Linked DNA regions of Homo sapiens: region 2 is linked to region 1. A link is a contact called in ENCODE Hi-C or POLR2A ChIA-PET data. All regions are on one chromosome and are shown on one strand. The core of a region is the stretch at or near the end of the contact, and the rest is flanking DNA. Distances in the headings are between cores, read along the strand shown.

Region 1 (2,700 bases), core at 168-2,667:
CTCATTCTCACCCACAGGCCCTGGCTCTGAAAGAAATATCAGAGACAAAAGCCCTTTCCCCTTAGCTTGTTGGCTGAAGCCCAGGGCAGGCAGCATAGGCATCTCAGGCTAGGCAGAGCTACCAGCCTTGCCTAAATGGGGGCAATGTGTTCATCTCAGAAGGCTGGCTTCATAGAGGAAGGGGACCTGCAAGGCTGGAGAGGCCTTCCTGGAAAAGGTGGCAGTGCCAGCTGTTACAGTCTTCTAGGAAATAGTGTTTGCCCTGCCAGCAAGGCAGGGCGTGCAGCAGATAGGTGGGTCCAAGGGAGGGCCTCTACCTTCCGAGGGCAGTAATGCAGATATGCCAAGATATACAGGGTCTGAAGCGCAGCACCCACTGTGTTGACGACGATGAGGATCCCGTCTCCCTTCAAAGCCCCATAACTCAGCCAGCCCAGGTTGCTGCAGGGTGGAGGGGATGGACATGGCTCAAAGGGTTCAGTGTGAGAGGAGGACCCAAAGGGTCTTTCACTCTTTTTTTTTTTTTGAGACGTAGTCTCGCTCTGTCGCCCAGGCTGGAGTGCGGTGGCACGATCTCGGCTCACTGCAAGCTCCGCCTCCTGGGTTCACGCCATTCTCCTGCCTCAGCCTCCCGAGTAGCTGGGACTACAGGCGCCCGGCACCACGCCCGGCTAATTTTTTGTATTTTTAGTAGAGACGGGGTTTCACCGTGTTAGCCAGGATGGTCTGGATCTCCTGACCTCGTGATCCGCCCGTCTCGGCCTCCCAAAGTGCAGGGATTACAGGCGTGAGCCACCGCGCCCGGCCAAACCTCTTTCACTCTTGCTCCTCCTGCCCCGCCCCCACCTCCCTCTGGTAGCCTTTCCCACTACCGCAGCCGTCGGCCCCTCACTTGACTTCCGTGGTGAGAAAGGGCAGGAACTGGACGTTGTCCACACTCCGGGTCATTCGCATGTGCCTGAGGTCCGAGCTGTAATGGGGCCCCGAAGGGAGGGGTGGGGGTGGGAAGGGAGAAGCAGAGTGCTAGAGGGGGATGCCCAATGCCTGTCATCCTTTCCGGACCACCGCAGACCCCGCCCCCTCTCCCCCCCGCCAGCTATCCTGCCTTCTCCTTCAGGCCTAGTGACCAGCCTCGCCCTTGTACCCCGGTCCCCTCGACCCGATCCCACTTTGATCCCGGTTCCGGACGAGCCAGGTGCTGTGGCCACGTCTCTGTCCCCTCTCTCTCCTTTCCTGACTGCCTAGTCCTCCCCAACCCAGCCCGGCCGCACTCTCACAGGCCGGCGGAGAACATGCCAAGGGTGAAGACCACGCATGCTCCGTAAATGAGCGAGTCCAGAAAGCCGCCCGCCTCCATTACGACTAGAGTCGGATCCCGCGCCCAGCGCCCGCCGCGAGCCTGCGGTTGCCGGGACCTACTGCAGCCCAGACCTGCGGCTCTGGAGCCCCGCCCCGCGCACTCGGCTCCGCCCCCGCACGCTCGGGCCGTCCCTCCGGAAACTGCGCCGAAGCCCCACCCTCCCTCCGACGCCGAACCGGAACTCGCGCCCCTCTCCTCCGAGCGCCTTCCCAGTACCCTGGTCCAGACCTCTTCCATGTCCCGGTCAGTCCCCTTCCTAGGGCTCCGCGGGTGTGTCCCCGATACCTGCCGCTGCTCACACTCTGCCTACCCCTTGGATCATCTAGACGCCCCCAGTCTCAACGCTCGTGTTCCCACAGGCCTGTGCGCCTTCGGCGGTGGACCTCCAAACAAAAGCTTGCTAGTTTAACAAGACTTCAGCACGCTTTCCATCCAGAGCTCCACATCAGAACCTCAGTTGCCCAGGGTTTGGGAAGTTTTTTTCTGGAGTGTGCTGCCGAAGCTTTTTCTCAAAATAACACATTACCAGGAATCACCAAGCCTTCCTCTTTTGCCCTCCCTCTCGGGTCAACTTTACATGACGTGGCCAATCCACTGACGCCTCTATCACTGACCCCCGGTCCAACCCACTTGTTACTGGGAACTTTCCCTCCCAGCCTCCCACACGTCTCTGCTAGTGTGGCTGTGGGGCGGGGCCGCATGCCTCAGCTGGCGTTCCCAGCTTCCCTGACTCACCGAAACAGCGTGAGTACCTGAATGGTAGTATGCCAAAGCCCTGCGGTGACGGAGTGGGAGTGGGGTAGAGGTCGGATAGGAAGAACTTCCAGAGTGGAGTGCAGCTCAGAACCCGAGAGACAGCTGTCAGGAGCACTCCGGTCCTGGACAGCCCTCAGAGGAGGAAACATCCCACCCTTTTGGCCTCGTGAGGGGCACACATTCTTTGGAGAGAAAGAAATTCAAACCCAGTTGCTACTGTTGTAGCACAGAGAGCCTCGCACTTAGCAGGGACTCAATGGTCATATGTTTTAATATGGAGTGGCAGAAAAGCATGTCCGAAAAAACACATTGCTTTATTTTGAGACAAAGAACATTGTATAAAAAAACTCCAGTTGTAGAAATCAGGACAGACACACAGCAACTTATATACAGATACTATACACGTGGGCCCTGCCCTTTAGGCTACACTCTAGGCAGAATGTACACATGGGCACTGCCCTTACAGCTACACTCTAAGAACAGGTTGGCACAGCCCCCCTGCTGGCACAGCTCTGGGGAGTGCTGCCCCAGGATGGGAGAGAATGCAGTACCTGGCTACAAACTTCTCTGTGGCAGCTCCACAG
Region 2 (2,700 bases), core at 32-2,531, 89 kb before region 1:
TGCAGCCTCCGCCTTCCAGGTTCAAGCAATTCTGCCTCAGCCTCCTGAGTAGCAGGGATTAGCGCCATCAGTCCCAGCTAATTTTTGTATTTTTAGTAGAGATTTCATCATGTTGTCCAGGCTGGTCTCGAACTCCTGACTTCAAGTGATCTGCCCATCTCAGCCTCCTAAAGTGCTGAGATTACAGGCAGGAGCCACCACACCTGGCTCAGTATTTGTTTTATTTTTGTTGTGTTTATTTATTTAGAGACAAGGTCTTGCTCTGTTGCTCAGGCTGGAGTGCTGTGGCAGGAACACAGCTCACTGCAGCCTCCACTACCTCAATTCAGGCGATCCTCCCACCTCAGCTGAGACTACAGGTGTGCATCACCATGCCTGGTTAATTTTTTCGTTTTACCATGTTGGCCAGGTTTGTCTCGAACTCTTGGGCTCTGCTGTCCTCCTACCTTAGCCTCCCAAAGTGCTAGGATTGTAGGCGTGAGCCACTGTGCCCAGCTGGTGTTCAGTATTTGAATCCATATTTCCTGTAGCCGCAACCAAAGTTCCACTGTTAGGTCTCACTTTGACTTTAATAATTGTGTTCAGGCTGGGCACACTGGCTCAAGCCTGTAATCTCAGCAGTTTGGGAGGCCGAGGTGGGTGGATCACATGAGGTCAGGTGTTTGAGACCAGCCTGTCCAACATGGCGAAACCCTGTCTCTACTAAAAATACAAAACATTCTCCGATCGTAGTGGCGGGCGCCTGTAATCCCAGCTACTTGGGAGGCTGAAGGAGGAGAATTGCTTGAACCTGGGAGGCAGAGGTTGCAGTGAGCGGAGATCACGTCATTGCACTCCAGCCTGGGCTACAGAGCGAGACTCTGTCTCAATAAGTAAATAAATAAATAAATAAATAAATAAATAAATAAATAAATAATTGTGTTCGGAGTCAGCATCATTCTTCCTGAAGTTCACCACTCCTTTGCCAAGAACACTTCCTGAAACACTGACAAGCAGGACCTTGAATAATGGGGTATGGTTGGTAACAACTCACTCATTCAACAAACATTGAGCACCTATTTTGTGCTTGCCTCTAAATGAAGAGCTGGTTGTATTATTTATTTTTTTAGGTGACAGGGCTTTCCCTATGTTGCCCAGGTTCGTCTCAAACTCCTGGGCTCAAAAGATCCTCATCTTCTCAAGTGGTTGAATATACACGCTCCAGCGACCATGCCTGGCTGAATGAAGAGCTTTGAGATTTTGAAGAAACAGGAACCATGAAATTTGCTTTGCAACTGTTTGCAACCTTTAAGGAAGACTGAAAAGGCATTCCTGAAGCATGTGAGAAGCAGTCTGTGTGACCTGATGACTCAGAACTGCTTGGAATTTAGATTAGGACAGATATGAGCTTAGGCTTCACTCTGCCACATATTTAACTTCTCTAAGTCTTAGTTTTCTTTTCTTTTTTTTTTTTTTTGAGATGGAGTCTCGCTCTGTCACCCAGGCTGGAGTGCAGTGGCACGATCTTGGCTCACTGCAAGCTCCGCCTCCCGGGTTCACGCCATCCTCCTGCCTCAGCCACCCGAGTAGCGGGGACTACAGTCGCACACCGCCACGCCTGGCTAAATTTTTGTATTTTTAGTAGAGACGGGGTTTCACCGTGTTAGCCAGGATGGTCTCGATCTCCTAACCTTGTGATCCGCCCGCTTCGGCCTCCCAAAGTGTTGGGATTACAGGTGTGAGCCATCGCGTCTGGCCTCTAAGTCTTAATTTTCTTATCTGTAATGTAGAGTTGTCAGGCTAGTGCATGTAATAAGCACTCATGAAAGACTGACTATTATCTTGCGAAAAATTGGAAGAGATCATATGAGGTACAAGGACCTTCCATCTGCACTGGGCTGTACATTGAATGTTGTGGTTACTGTTGAAGCATTGGTAAATCACATGAATCCAATGGTAAAACCACACCCTAAGGTCAGACTCAGTGGCTCACGCCTGTAATTCCAGCACTTTGGGAAACCAAGGCAAGAGGATTGCTTGAGCTCAGGAGTTCGATACCAGTCTAGGCAACCTGTTTCTATAAAAAGTTAAAAAATTAGCTTGGTGTGGTGGTGTGCACTTCTGGTCCCAGCTACTCAGGAGGCTAAGGTGGGAGGATCCCTTGAGCCCAGGTGGTCGAGGCTGCAGTGAGCCAGGATCACACCATTGCATTCCAGCCTGGATGACAGTGTGAGGCCCTGTCTTAAAAAAGACAAAAACAAACCAAAAAAACCCACACCCTAGTGGGTAAGGGGCAGCAGAGGTCCCACCCAAGAGTGAAATCATTTTTGGTGTCAGTAATCAGGGAGAGTAATATACCCTCAGGCCAGAAACTAGAGGTGAGTGATGGCTCACGCCTATAATCCCAGCACCTTGGGAGGCTGAGGCAGGTGGATTGCTTGACCTCAGGAATTCGAGACCAGCCTGGGCAACATAGGAAGACCCCATCTCTAAAAATAAATTTCAAAAATTAGTTGGGCATGGTGGCATGTACCTGTAGTCCCAGCTACTATGGAGGCTGAGGTGGGAGGATCCAATTGAGCCTGAGAGGTCAAAGCTGCAGTGAATTGTGATTGTGCCAAGACCCTGTCTCTAAAATAAAATAAAATTACAATTAAAAACTAGAGCTGAAAGGACAGGTTCTAGGTTAACTGGTAGTAGTTGTTCATTCATCTGTATAAA

The links. A loop is a pair of places that touch in the nucleus more often than their neighbours do. ChIA-PET counts read pairs that join two places held with the same protein, here RNA polymerase II (POLR2A). Pooled maps may share reads with other maps.
Region 2: a map of PC-9 shows a loop between it and region 1 (18-fold over the local background). The contact joins the enhancer-like site here to the promoter of SLC50A1 in region 1. A Hi-C loop is called at or near these places in 2 of 168 maps with a recorded cell type or tissue (PC-9 and naive thymus-derived CD4-positive, alpha-beta T cell), 7 of 37 single-sample maps with no recorded cell type and 16 of 50 pooled maps. POLR2A ChIA-PET finds 5 or more read pairs at or near these places in 4 of 52 experiments (HEK293T, MCF 10A, activated B cell and 1 more).

The regions. Positions count from the first base shown.
Region 1 is chr1:155,134,569-155,137,268 of GRCh38, reverse strand. SLC50A1 (solute carrier family 50 member 1) reads right to left here and starts at 1,417. Exons shown (of 6, transcript NM_018845.4): 1 at 1,278-1,417; 2 at 893-970; 3 at 318-441. The coding sequence starts at 1,357. It overlaps EFNA1 (ephrin A1), which reads right to left. Exons shown (of 5, transcript NM_004428.3): 5 at 2,370-2,700. RefSeq lists a silencer at 1,377-1,616 and an enhancer at 1,887-1,976.
Region 2 is chr1:155,223,497-155,226,196 of GRCh38, reverse strand. It overlaps the pseudogene GBA1LP. Among named protein-coding and RNA genes, the nearest start is that of MTX1, 16 kb to the right of the region's middle. Within about 2 kb of position 1,281, at least 9 of the 41 ENCODE cell types and tissues checked have a DNase peak (open chromatin) inside an H3K27ac peak, as active enhancers do; they include PC-9, where a contact is called at or near this core.